Linked DNA regions of Homo sapiens: region 1 is linked to region 2. The links are chromatin contacts, found by Hi-C or POLR2A ChIA-PET in ENCODE. All regions are on one chromosome and are shown on one strand. Each heading gives the region's core, a stretch centred on a gene start or an enhancer-like site at or near the end of the contact. The rest is flanking DNA. Distances are from core to core; before and after follow the strand shown.

Evidence for each region. A loop is a pair of places that touch in the nucleus more often than their neighbours do. ChIA-PET counts read pairs that join two places held with the same protein, here RNA polymerase II (POLR2A). Pooled maps may share reads with other maps.
Region 1: a loop to region 2 is called in a map of ascending aorta, with 4 times the contacts of the local background. The contact joins two enhancer-like sites. A Hi-C loop is called at or near these places in 3 of 168 maps with a recorded cell type or tissue (PC-9, ascending aorta and prostate gland) and 9 of 50 pooled maps. POLR2A ChIA-PET finds 5 or more read pairs at or near these places in 1 of 52 experiments (MCF 10A).

The regions. Positions count from the first base shown.
Region 1 is chr2:238,680,912-238,687,406 of GRCh38, forward strand. No RefSeq gene overlaps it. Among named protein-coding and RNA genes, the nearest start is that of LINC01937, 36 kb to the right of the region's middle. RefSeq lists an enhancer at 2,911-4,110. Within about 2 kb of position 4,045, at least 7 of the 41 ENCODE cell types and tissues checked have a DNase peak (open chromatin) inside an H3K27ac peak, as active enhancers do; they include ascending aorta, where a contact is called at or near this core.
Region 2 is chr2:238,594,575-238,600,861 of GRCh38, forward strand. No RefSeq gene overlaps it. Among named protein-coding and RNA genes, the nearest start is that of LINC01107, 42 kb to the left of the region's middle. RefSeq lists an enhancer at 5,262-5,777. Within about 2 kb of position 2,722, at least 18 of the 41 ENCODE cell types and tissues checked have a DNase peak (open chromatin) inside an H3K27ac peak, as active enhancers do; they include ascending aorta, where a contact is called at or near this core.

The sequences.
Region 1 (6,495 bases), core at 2,795-5,294, 88 kb after region 2:
CCAACAGTTTGATCACTGTGCTTTGAAAAACCCTGGAATGTTTGATTTAACATACCTATAACCTTTTAATATACAAATAACTAAATAACTTGCAACTTGAACGAACACTTAATTATAGAAATTAACAAGTTAATGAAAAGGACAGGAACTTTAAACACATACATTTATAAAAAACAACTTGAAGAGCGAAGTGCACTTTCTACCTCCATTGAGGGCATCATCATTTCTTATAGCATGCTGCCCATCTTGCAACTGTCCTTGTTGTTGGGTCCAGTCGATGCTCTTGCCTTACTTCTGACTCTTTACAGCTTCCCCTTGCAGCTGCTTACGATTATCACCTGGGAGCCTAATCCTTTCCTTAGCAGGGCCCATAATCACTCCTTTATTTGGGAATCTGGACTTGTACCTTCTGATCTTTCCACTTGTCCAGATTTCCTTTTGTCCTGCTGTGCACAGCCCCATGCTTTCTGCTCTACCTTCTCCCTTCTGCCATCCCTTGCTTCATGTGCCATTCTGCCTTGAACCATATGGGGGGCACTGGAGACACCTAGATCCTGGGGACTCCAAGTCAAGGGCATAGGTCAGAGTAGGAATATGCCTTACCTACGTCTGTGGTTCTGCCAGTGCTGATGTTAAGTTTTACCTTAGCCTATGTTAGCCATCTATCATTTCCACCGTCAGTGTTTTCACTTAAAACTCCATGTTTTTCCTTCATGCTTATTTCCAGTATCAATTTAAGATTACAAAATGAATTCATGGTCATTGTAGAATATTTGGAAAATAAAATATAAAATTACAGAAAAAATATATGAGTGCAATGACCAGATGTGGCATTTAATATCTTGCATGTTTTCTTCTGAGTATTTTCTATGCTTTTAAACATAATTGAGATAATAGTGCACATGCATATTTTTATTCTTCTTTTTTGTCTATTTATTGCTGTTTCAGAGAGCACATGGTTTTATTTATTAATGGCACTGTTCTTTTTCATAATTTCTTGATTTATTTTTTATTCTGTATTATTTCCTTCCTTTTGTATTTTCAAATTAGAAATATTTGTCCCCTTTTTTTACTGTCTTAGTTGAATGTATAGATGATTTATTGTTATTATTTTTATTCAAAATGAAATTTCAGAACTTATTTTTCTTACCCCCAAAGTAATAGATTTTTACCGAAGTCAGAAAATATAGTAGCCAAACCAATGATAATCCCACTCACTGAGAAGCAACTGCTGGTAGCTTTCAGAGTCTATTTATGTTTAAGTATGCTTTCCCACTAAAAGTTTCACTTATGATTTCACCTAACTACATTTTATGAACATTTTCAATACCAATATATGCATTGCTTCAACATTGTTTTAATGGCTACATACTATCTTATTGTGTAAAATTTTTATTTAATTGAATTCATGTTTCTAGATGGTTGTTTCTATTCTCATACTTCCTCCTTAGAAACAGTTTTGTTATTAACATCTTTTGTGATATATTTTTTGGACATGGCTTACATTTGGAGAAAAAGAGTATTGAATTTCTAGAAGTAGAATGGGCCACTTCATGGGCTAAAGCAGCAGTCCCCAACCTTTTTGGGACCAGGGACCGGTTTTGTGGAAGACAATTTTTCCACAGATGGGGCTGGGGGATGGTTTTGGGATGATTCAAGTGCATTACATTTATTATTAGATTCTCATAAGGAGCTTGCAACCTAGATCCCTCACATGTGTAGTTCACAATAGGGTTTGCACTCCTATGAGAATTGAATGCCACTGCTGATCTGACAGTAGGCGGAGCGCCGCTAGCCCACCACTCACCTCCTGCTGTGCAGCCAGGTTCCTAACAGGCTGTGGACCAGTACTGCTCCATGGCCCAGGGACTGCGGACCCTTGGGCTAAAGGGCCTATTTTTGGAGCTTCTACTGCATGTGTGTATTGCCAGTCTTCAGTTCAGAATAATTTTCATGTCTACCTAGTCTTCAGGATAGTATTGATTTGCCTTCTCACGTTTTTCACCAATCTGGGACACTACATTTCATAGACCTTTCCTTTATCGTAGGAAAACATGTCATTTAAAAAAATTATTAATGAGATTAAACTTTCCCCTACTTTATATAGTATGCATATTCGTGTGCTTAGCACACCTTATTCCATAGCTTATTGAATTTTAAATGCAATCTCTATATGAAGACCATTAACAATTTGTATTTATATTGTTTCCATTTCATCATTTCCCTTTTTATTTCATCGTTGACATAAAGAAGTCTTACATGTTTAGGTTGACTTATCTATCAGTTTTTCTCTTACAGTTTTTGCCTTGGGGTCACCTTGAAATTCTCCATCCCATCTATGGTCATATAAATATTCGATTATCATCTATTTTAAGAGTTTTATAATCTTTTCTTTAATATTTAATATGTTAATCACAATTGAAATGATTTTAGTTTAAGACACAGATTAATTATAAATGTTAGTACCTAAACTCCACTTAGTAACTAACTCATGCTTTCCCCATTGATTTGCAATGCCACCATTACTGTGCATTCACTGTCTTTACATAGATATAGCATAGGAAGCCCTTGGAAATTAAAGAACAAACTTGAGTCAGAGGTGTAAGAAGTAGCTGTGAAGTTTCACCTGCAATCATCTCTGGGATTCAGGATGTATTTCCTCTGGGAAATGCAGGGCTACTCTCTGAGTGTCCGTCATACCTGGGGCACGTCTTCCTGGTCCTCAGTTCTTCCTGGTCCTCAGGGCATGGTCAGTGGTTGCTCAGTTGATCCTGACTCCAGCCTCTTCATCTTCAAACCAGTATCAATTGTCTTTCTTTTTCTTCTTCCTAGGTTTAGATTTCAAGGTTCCAGAGGGTGAGATTCATTTTTTTTCCTCCCACAACCTAACCACCCAATGCACAAACCCCCTTTCTTAGGATGGGCTCCCCCAGTAGCAGCCCCTGAGACAAGGATTTGAGCACAAGTAATTATTTTGAGGGTGATTCCAGGAAGCACTGTTGGGTGAATGCAGAATGAAAGATCGGAAAAATGCAAGAAGGAGCATCATTGACTGCTGTGGGGGCTGGGCCCAATCCCACGGGGGACCTCCGGCCAATTATAGAATGTGCATCAGTGTTGGCCAACCTGAGGAGTAAGAAAGTTGGGGTCTTTACCCACCAACTCTTGTCAGTCACTGGGTGAGGGTTGTTCCCAGGGGTGCCTTTAACTCCCTGGTATTTCTGGCTTGATCCTCCTTGCAGAGAAAGCCTTAAGACAGAGCTGCAAGCACCTCCAGTTGGAGGCCGCGGGGGCCTATGGGCAGGTCACCAACTGTGACTGCTGAAGTCCACCCCTTGAAAGCATCCCTGACTGATTGTTGTTCAGCTCCCACTGAAAATGCTTTCAAGTTGGGATAATTCGAGATGGACTTTGGCATGGGTGGGCAACTCTCTTTAGAAAGTCTTTCCCTATACTGAGCCCAAAATGTTGTTCATAAATCTTCCACATGTTGTTCGAATTCTGCCATCTGGGGGAAAAAAGTGTAAAAAATATTTTCCAGACATATTTGAGAAATTACCCAGAAACACCAGACTTGACCCTCTTGCACAAACTAGGGCATAATACTAAGTTGCACAACTCTGAATGTCTGCCTCATCCTCTATGTTTGTCCATTGTTGTCATTGCTTAGAACAGCCAGGATGACGCTTGTGCGGGTGGAGGCTAAGGAAAGGCAACTAGATTCTACTTCAGTAGTGTGGGTGAGGAGAAGGTCAACTTAGCCAATGAGCACCTTGATTATGTCAGTTGCTCCAGGGAGTTGGGGAAAAACATACACGGTCTGACTAATCCATGAGTCATATGAATGTTTATTCTCATTTTCAGATTTTTAAAAACTCACAAATGCTTCCCTCCCACAAGCAAACAGTTGCCGTTTTTTGTTCTAGAAGACTGTAGACCAGCCAATTCTATCATAATTTTAATCTCTTACCACATACTAATGGAATACATGCATTTAATTTGGCCTAGAGCAAGATGGGCTCCCAAGGCAAAATCTGACTTGAATCTGTTCCCTTCCTTTCTTCACAAGCAAATCCCAGGAGGCAGTTGCAAGGAGCTCAGCACTCAGAGCCACCCCTTGACAAGTTCACAAGCCAATGATGCTGGGAAGGAATTTACACTTTGCATTCGCTGGCTTTTCTTCAAATATTTGGGTGGAGCACTTGCATCTCGTATTTTAGTGACAAGGAGGGTGATAAATGAGATCATAAACTAAGTTCTGTTGTCATCACTTTACCAAAGTTGAGTAGGATTAATTACAAAGAATCTGAGCTGAGAGTACCCCTCAAGGTCAGAAGTTGACTGCAGTGGCCTTCAGTCTTGCAAGACGTTCCATGAAACCAGAAGAATCTTATTTCTACCATTTTAGTTGACTCACATTCACAGGTCAGCAGGGAGACCTGAGTCTGGAATTTGGAGTTAATTTCTGGCCTAGGAATTAGAGGCCAGGCTGCACAAACCTGCAATAGGAAGATCTAATTTACAAAGGCAATCCCATCCTCCCTGGTAGTGTGCACCTGCATCCTCGGCCCCTAACACATGTGTTCCCAAGGCCACCTTCTCCATGAGCCCCGGACTCTCCATCACCCCACAGCTGGGCACTGCTGCTGGCTAGATCTCCAAGCTCACTGGACTGAGCAGGGCTGGGTTCGCAGTGTGGGCCTTGCTCAGAGGAATTGCAGAGGTGTCCTGAACACTCTTGAGTTCTGTTGGTGATGAGATTGGCTGCTTGTTTTCGAGAACTGAGAGTTTTCATTCATGTTGTCAGTCTCATTCATTATCTATTTTTTTATTAAAAAATGGAAATTTCATTAACTCAAAATGAAAATGTCCATTGCCATACATTATTGGGGACAGATGTTCAATTTCAAAGCATGCATAAGTGTACTGTATTTTCCAACAGGGGGTAGGAGCCAGACACTCCTAAGAGCCCTTGCCAATCAGCAGCGCCCCCTGCCCCACACCCACTGCCAACACACACACTGTGGCCAGATTTGCTGTCATGGAGCCCAGAGTCCTGGGATCTAAAGGGGGTCATCTGCCTGGCCTGACCTCAAATCCTACCCTGATGCTGTCCTCAAGAATGGGTGTTTTCTGAGGTTCGGTGTCTGTCTGTCTCTGCCCTGGCTGCCCTTTCTCCCTCCACAGCCCCATCTATCTCCTGATGAACACTTTCTGTTACACTCGGCCACCCTCCTCAGCCTCAGCCGAGAGGATGGGGTGAGAGGAGAGGACACAGATAATATATACAGTCTATTATATCTCAGCTATAATAGATAAAATTTTCACAATAATGACCCCCTAACTTGTGTGACCAGCCCCCAGGCTAAAGTGATCTTGGGCCAATGGCACTAATAGCTGTCAGGCAGTGGGATGGGCTACTTCTTGAGCTGGAAATGGTGCCACTGCACGGATCTGTGGTGCCTTCATGGCAGGCACATGACACCTATGCAGCCCTGGCAAACAGCAGTGTCCTCAAGGGAACTGTCTCTCTCTGCGACGTCTGGGTAGGGGCACCGTGACATGCCACAGGGAGCGGTACTCCATGAGAGCAAAGGACACATGTAGGCTTAGCAAGGAAACTCACCAGTGTGACCTCAGTGTTCAGAGAGCAGGTGCGAAATCGGCTTCATGAGCTGCCTGAGTCAAGAGTAGCTCAGGGCTGATGGATGCCCATGCACCATGATGAGGTTATCTAGAACAGAAAATACAAGCATAGCTAGAGATGAAAGAAGGAATAAGAAAACACATACGGGAAGGACTGCTAAGAGGCAGGAAGAGACACAAAGGGGGCCTGGTGTGAGGAGGAAATGTGGTTTTGAAGTCAAAGACAGTCACTCCAGAATTTAAAGTCCTGTCAAAGGCAAAACAGGTCCTTCGGGAAGCTCCCTCGTGATGTGGAGTGGGAGCCCGGAGGCCTCCAGAATGCATAGGGACGAGGCAAAAGGGTGGATGGGATTTTAAACAAGAGGAGAATAAAAGGATACTGCATATGGGGGAACGTCTGAACTATGGGTGTCCTCAAGGCAGAGCCAGACTCCACGGGATGAAAACCATATTCAGAGACACAGCAGGGCAGCAAGATGGGTCTGCAGAAGCTCCCCCAGCACCTGCTAAATCAACAGAAATAGAATACAGAAAGAAACACATCCCTCGACATACACCAATAAAACACTTAAGCTGCAAGGAAGAAGGGATCTTTCAAACACTTAGGTCAAAAAACAACAGCACCACAAGGAAAAAGCTCTGAAGGCCTGAGGCTTCCCCTTGGCTGCACACAGATGCATAAACTGCTTATCACATGAAGCAACAGGAAGACCACCTTTGGTGTACAGGCATTAAGAAGACTGGTGGCTGCCGCTCTTCCTCGTGTCTGCTGATGAAAAGGCATAGCAGAGAAGAGATCGACCCAAGTGGCCCAGAATGAGGCTCACAACAAAATCCCCGTTGATAAGA
Region 2 (6,287 bases), core at 1,472-3,971:
TACCCCTCTTCCAGAAAGTTTGTGAATAACCCACCCCTTATTTAGCATATAATTAAGAGTGGGTATAAATAGAGCCAGCCAGCAACCCACAAGTGCTACTCTGGGCCCCTCTGCCTGTGGGATAGCCCTGCTCTGCCAATGAAGCAGCCATCTTGCTGTTCACTACGCTATATAAACTTGCTTTCTTTCACTGTTGGCTTGCTCTTGAATTCTTCCCTGAATGAAGCCAAGAACCAACTCAGGCTGAGCCCCCGTTTTTGGGTTTGCCTGCATCACCTGCAGTGGAGATGGTTGGTTGTTTACCAAAATCATTTCTCCCTTCTCTCTGGACATACTGCTGGACTACATTTCCCATCCAACATGACAGGTGGGCACGGCCTGACGACTGGATTGTCCAACAAAACACAGAAAGTGTAGACAAGAGAACAGCAGAAAGTGACGCCTGCAGCCACAGAGATGTGCTCCCAGTCTCCCTCTTTTCTGACTGCTGGGGGTGCACACCACAGCGAGGCCCAAGGGCTGTGATGGAGGCCTAGGATGGAAGGTGGCTGGTCCCTGAATTACTTCTAGGAGAGGCACCATCTGCTGAGCAGGAACCCCTGCCTGGGACAGTTGCAAGAACAAGAAATCAGCTCCTTTTGTGCCAGAACCAGTATGCATGTTGAGGTCCAATCCTACAGTTAGTGATGTGGTAACAGAAATGAGCTTTGTGCTTCCATGCCCTGGGCAACTGCAGGCAGCTGAGGCCCCCATCTGCAGGTGGTCTCTGCAGGCAGAGGGTTTCTGGTGAAGGGCCCTATGGGGTTTCTGATGAGGGCCCCACAGAAACCAGAATCTCTTCCCTGCTGCTTATTTCAAATTCTGCTCGGTTGTCCCTTCCAGGCCAGGCGGGTAATCTTGCTTGTGGCCACACTCCTCTTCCTGGGACCTGAGCCTGCCCTCCTGCTCCTGAGTAGTTCATTGTGATGCTGTCTGCTGTGGCTGTGGAGTGCTACGCGCTGGCCAGCCTGAGGGCGACCTGTACCGCCTTGGCCAAACCCTTTACCCCACTGAGAGATACCTCCCTCATCTGCAGCGAGAGTCCCTACCTTGTAGGGCAGTGTGAAGGATGTCCTGAGATGGTCAGGACTTAGCACCCTGTAAGCACAAGAGCTGTTCTTGGTGGCGTTATGATCACACCCACAGATAGGGCCTCAGGCAGGCCTCAGTGTCCTCCTGGCTGGCCACGTGCTACGGATGTCCCCATGCACTTGATGTGTCAGCAGCAGAAGGACCTTCAGGAGGAGGCAACGATGGGATGAGACGAGGCTCAAAGGAGGATGTTGCCGCGCAGAGACGTTTCGGGAATATGAGGCAGGTCACCACCTATGATTCTTGTGGTAGTGGAGGAATGGTGGCGGCTGTCATTGTGACACCCACTTTAGAGACAGGAAACTGAGCTTCAGAGAGGGGGAGTCCAGGCCCCACAGCACACAGCCAGGAAAGGGCCGGGCAGAAGGGGCTTTGGGTTTTAACCTAACTCACCCCGACTGCCTGCTTCTTCACCCAGCCATCATGGAACGTCTCTGTGCCTCTTCCCTGCTCTCGTGGAGGCCTGGGTCAGGCAGCTGCCCAGAGGCAGACGTGCACTGTGACCCTAGAAGACTGTTCCAGACAGGCCAGCCCAGGCAGAGACAAAACAGGGACCTGCTCCTCATTGGTGTCACGACCAAATGCAGGGGATTTGCTAAGGGAGGCGCAGCCATGAATTGGGAGCCAGCTTCGTGCTCTGCCACTCCTTCTTGCTAATCCCTCGAAAATCCAATCAGAGCTGTTTCCCTCCATGAAACCAACTGGACACAGCACATACTGGCCGGACCTCTGCCAGCATGGAGTGGATCTTTTTTCTGTTTAAAGAACCAGGTTTCAAATGTTCTTAATAAAACGTTTATATATATCATGCAGGGTGCAAATAAATATTTTAATATAATTGGAAGAATGTAGAGAATTGTAAAAAGTTATGGAAGTTTTACTTCTGATTGGCCAAGACTCAATAAACTCTGGTTTGATGTACTCTAATTTATAGGCGTGCAAAGCCAACTCTTTGGCATCAGAGAGGCCGTTAACGTTGTAATGATGTTTAAACGCTGACAAATGAGCTGCTTGGGCGGCACCTTCAGCCCTGAGAATGGAACTGTTGGAGCTGGAGGACTTGCCTGTCCCCAGCTTTCTCCCTTCCTCCCGTGCTGGTGGAGCAGGTTAAGGGCAGGAGGACTGTTCATTGGGGCGACTGCTCCCCATCGGTTGAGGGGAGGGCACAAAGGGGACCCATGGCTTCTTTTTCACTGTTGTCCCTAATTATGGTCTTTCTCATTAAAATAACAAGGACCATTTCTGCTAGAAACGCTGACACATGTTTTTACTTTTCTGGGCCGATGGAAACCACATGTAGAATCCATTCCTTCCTTTTTTCCCTCCAAAATGCAAATGGAAGAGCTGGTCCAGGGGGTCCCCGGTTGCCCAGCCCTGAACAGAGGCTTGGGGAAGCCCCCTACTCCCACGCCAAGACGTGACTTGCGCTTCTCTGGGCACTTTGTGCCAGCCCTACCAGGGAGTGCTGCCCCGCTCCCCAGGTCTCCCTCTGCTTGCTGGCACTGGGCACTCCCAGCAGGCATAACCCGAGCAGAGCTGAGTGGTTATTTATAAACTCTCTTGAATGCCAAAGCGCCAGGAACAATCCATTCCCCCCGTTTGCAGGAACATACTTTCAGCATAACTCATCACTTTGAAGATGGGTCCAAACTTTTGTTCACATTTATTGACAGGAAGTTGTTTTTCAAAGCTCAAGTCAGCAGGCAGGCCCCGGGCCAAGAGGCTCCGCCACCTCAAGCTGGCGCGGCTCTGAGGGCCCATAAATTGTGTTAGCCTCCCACCCACCCCTCTCTCTCCCTTTTTCCGCTAGAATTTGCCCAGAGGTTGAACATTACGTTTTCCCTTTGTAAAGTTTCTTCTTAAACTTTTTCTTTCTTTCTTTTTTTTTTTTTTAAGAGAAAATCACCTATTGGAAGTGTTAAGAGGTTCTTTTCCTCTCTGAAATTCTAACCCTTTATGGTGCTCTTGAACTTCCTCTTTCCCGCATAAGCCACTCTGAGCCCTCCTTACTGCATGAAATTTCTCGGCCAAGGGTCCTCCTTCTCATCCCCCTACTTGAGCCTTGAAGCAAGAATGTCCTCCCGGGCTCTAAGAGCTCTGCCTCTCCCCAGGCCTCTCTCCCCTCAACTGGGAATCAGGAATCCTAGGGCAGGTTGTCCCAAGGCCTGGAGGGGCCATCAGGCAGGAGGACTCAGTGATGTGGGGTCTCCTGTGGCTTCTTAGCTCTCTACTCACCCCACACATTTACCCTTTGGGGCTGACCTGGGTGTCCATGACTTATAGATCTAATCCTCCCCCAACATCCCACTAATGTTCCCAAATTGTCCCGCCCCCAGTGGGACCCCTCCATTCCCCTTTAAATAGACTCTTCTCCCTACAGCCCTGAGCTCTTCCAGTTACCCCAACCAGGGACCTGGGGGTCATCCCAGACCTCTCCCAGATTCCTGCCCCTGGTTGGGCACTGAGTCCTAAGTGTTTCTGTACCAAATTTGTCTTCCTACCCCTTCACCACTGCCTGGTTTCAGGCCCTGCTCCATTTTCGGGGTCACTCCCAGACCTCGGCAGGCCAACTTCTCTGTGTCCCAGATGCCTTTTCTGTAAATCGGGGCAATGTCAGTGCCCACCCCACTGCGTGGTGGCAAGCATTTCATGGGCTCATGTTTGCAAAGCACGCAGGATGGCTCTGGGCATCTTAAGTGCCACAGGTTGTTCTCCTGCTGCCGCTTTTCTTGGGTCTCTGGGTCACCCTGTCACTCTGAGTCAGTCCATTCCTTATGCAGCCACCGAGAGGACCTTGAAACAATGCACAGCACATTCTGCCATGCCTGTGCTTGAACCCTGTGCCCGCTCTCAGTTCCCCGTGGGATCCCCCATCCCTGGCTCTGCCTGTCTGCCTCCTGTGCCCCGCTGTGTCCAGGGGCTCTGGCCTTTGGAGTTGGCCTTGTTCCTTTCTGTTTCTCCCCTGGTCATTCCCTCCCTCTCCTTCCCTGTGAGCCCCTCTGGAAGGTGTTCCTGACCCTCCACTGTCCCTTCTACCCTGTCCTGGCTCAGAGGCCCTTGCCTACCCCCACACAGGCGTGCCGTGTACTCTGCCACGAAAGCTGCAATTCTTTCTCACGATCTCTGTGTTTTCCTGCGTTTGGAGACAGGGTCTGTGCCTCAGGGATCTCTGGGCCCACGGTGCCCAGCACAGATTATGGGCATAGTAAATAAATGCTCATCTAAAACGTGTGAATGACAAAGACCAGGAGACAGACCATGGCGCATGCGTGAGTTAGGAATTTCCCCCATGACGTCACCTCTTTGACTATTCTGATTTTGTCTAGTGATGGGTCAATCCATTTTTTGGTTTTTAACCTTGACAAGAGCCCAAATACCAAAATGAACTGTCTCTGTGTACTGATATCATGTGAAACTTTTCAAACCCAGGAAGCATTGGAAGCTCACACTTTTAGTGGGACCAGGGAGGAGAAGGGAGAGAGGGACATGAGGGAAAAAGGTGAATGGGTCCATTTTGTCTTGGAAGAAATAGGAAACGCAGCAGTCCGTGGAGGAGCCTCAGGGGCCCAGGTGTGGAAGAGAGTGCATGAGGCTTGGATCTGCAGGGGTGCTGCCCCGCGTGGGTCTGCCCGGGAGTCCTGAAGTCCTTGCTGCTGGAGAAGAGGGGTTGTTCTGGAGCTAATGGCATTGGAGCAGTGAGGTCAGATTGCAGGGACTAGGCACAGCCAGTGCTGGGAGGGCTTTGCCCTTCCCGCGGCTTTGTGCATTTGTTTTCAAATACAAGTAATAAGACTCTGGGCTGTTTGGAGCCCTCACTGGAGCCCCTCAGACCAGGAAAGGAAGAGCTGCCGGAGGCAACGGATACTAACCCAAGCTAGTTGATGCCTAACTAAACACCTGCATCTTGGTTTGTTTGTGTGGGAAGTGATGGTTGGACCAGGTGGTCTCTGGCACCTTGTGGGGGTGCCTCACCAGCTGCAGGGCAGGGCTCCAGGCTGGCAGAGCCTGCAGATGTCCCCACCAATGCTGTAGCGATGGGCTGCCACGGATGCTGGGGCAGCAGCCACGATGAGAGCCTGGGGGTTGGCCTCCTTGGGGTAGCCTGGTAGCTGCCAGCCCTGAGTGGCAAGAAGGTGCAGTGGGCTGGCCCTGCACCCCACTGCTCTCCTGTCCCCCACATGCCTCCTGCTGGGGGTCTCGAGGCTCAGCAGCGGCACTGACGGCCTCCGCAGGACCCCCTCCTGCCTTCTCACACTGGGGGCTTCTCCACTCCTCTTTTCCTGGTGCGTAGCGTCCTGCTCTCTGGTCCCTTTCATCGCCTTGGGGGGTGTTCCCTCCACATTCTCAGGTGGAAGTGTTTAAGGCCAGTCCCACAGCCACCCCTCTGGATCTCCTCCACCCCAGCGCGGTGCCCCCTGCAAATGGGGCCCACATGTACAGCAAAGCAGGATGAGGCAGGCCCCGCCTGCCAAGAATGTGGCGCAGCCTCCTGGGCATGGGACATTGAAGGGAGCGATGCATGCAGGACAGCGTCCTCCTCTGCCTGGAGTCCATGGAGGAGACCTCCTCGGAGTGGGAGGCTCCGCAGGCCGCCAGATGCTGGGGAGGGCGCTGGGAAGCTGGGAGGAGGTGGCGGGACGTGGGTGGGGAGGGGCTCCCTGTTGGGGCGTCCCGTCCTGTCCCAGGGGCTGCGGGAGTGGTCCCACCATAGTGGTCTCACCTTGGCCCAAATAGAGGTGGTGTCACCCAGGCCTTGCTGGGGAACATGGAGCTTGGGGTCCCTGGGACACCGCGGAGGGTCCACGTTTCCCCGAGTCCATCGGCAGGTGTGGACACCGCCTTTTCCTTCCTCTCGCCTTCTGCTTGGCTGTCTCTTGAGATGACTTTAGAAATGTAACACCTTGAGAACACTGTATGTTCACTTCCCTTTGAGCCTCATGACGACCTCAGAGAATGAACGCTCCCCCCACGCTGGAGGCTCGGGTGGCTAAAGCCGTCCCCGGGTGGCGATACTGGGTGGGCCTGGCGCCCGCCTGGTCCCCTGTGTGGTTCCTGGCTTACTTCCCCTCCTCAGTGCCACGTCCATCTCACAGACTTTTTTTTTTTTTTTTTTTTTTTAAACTGGTAGTTCCAGATTTGGGGGCAGGAGGCAGTGA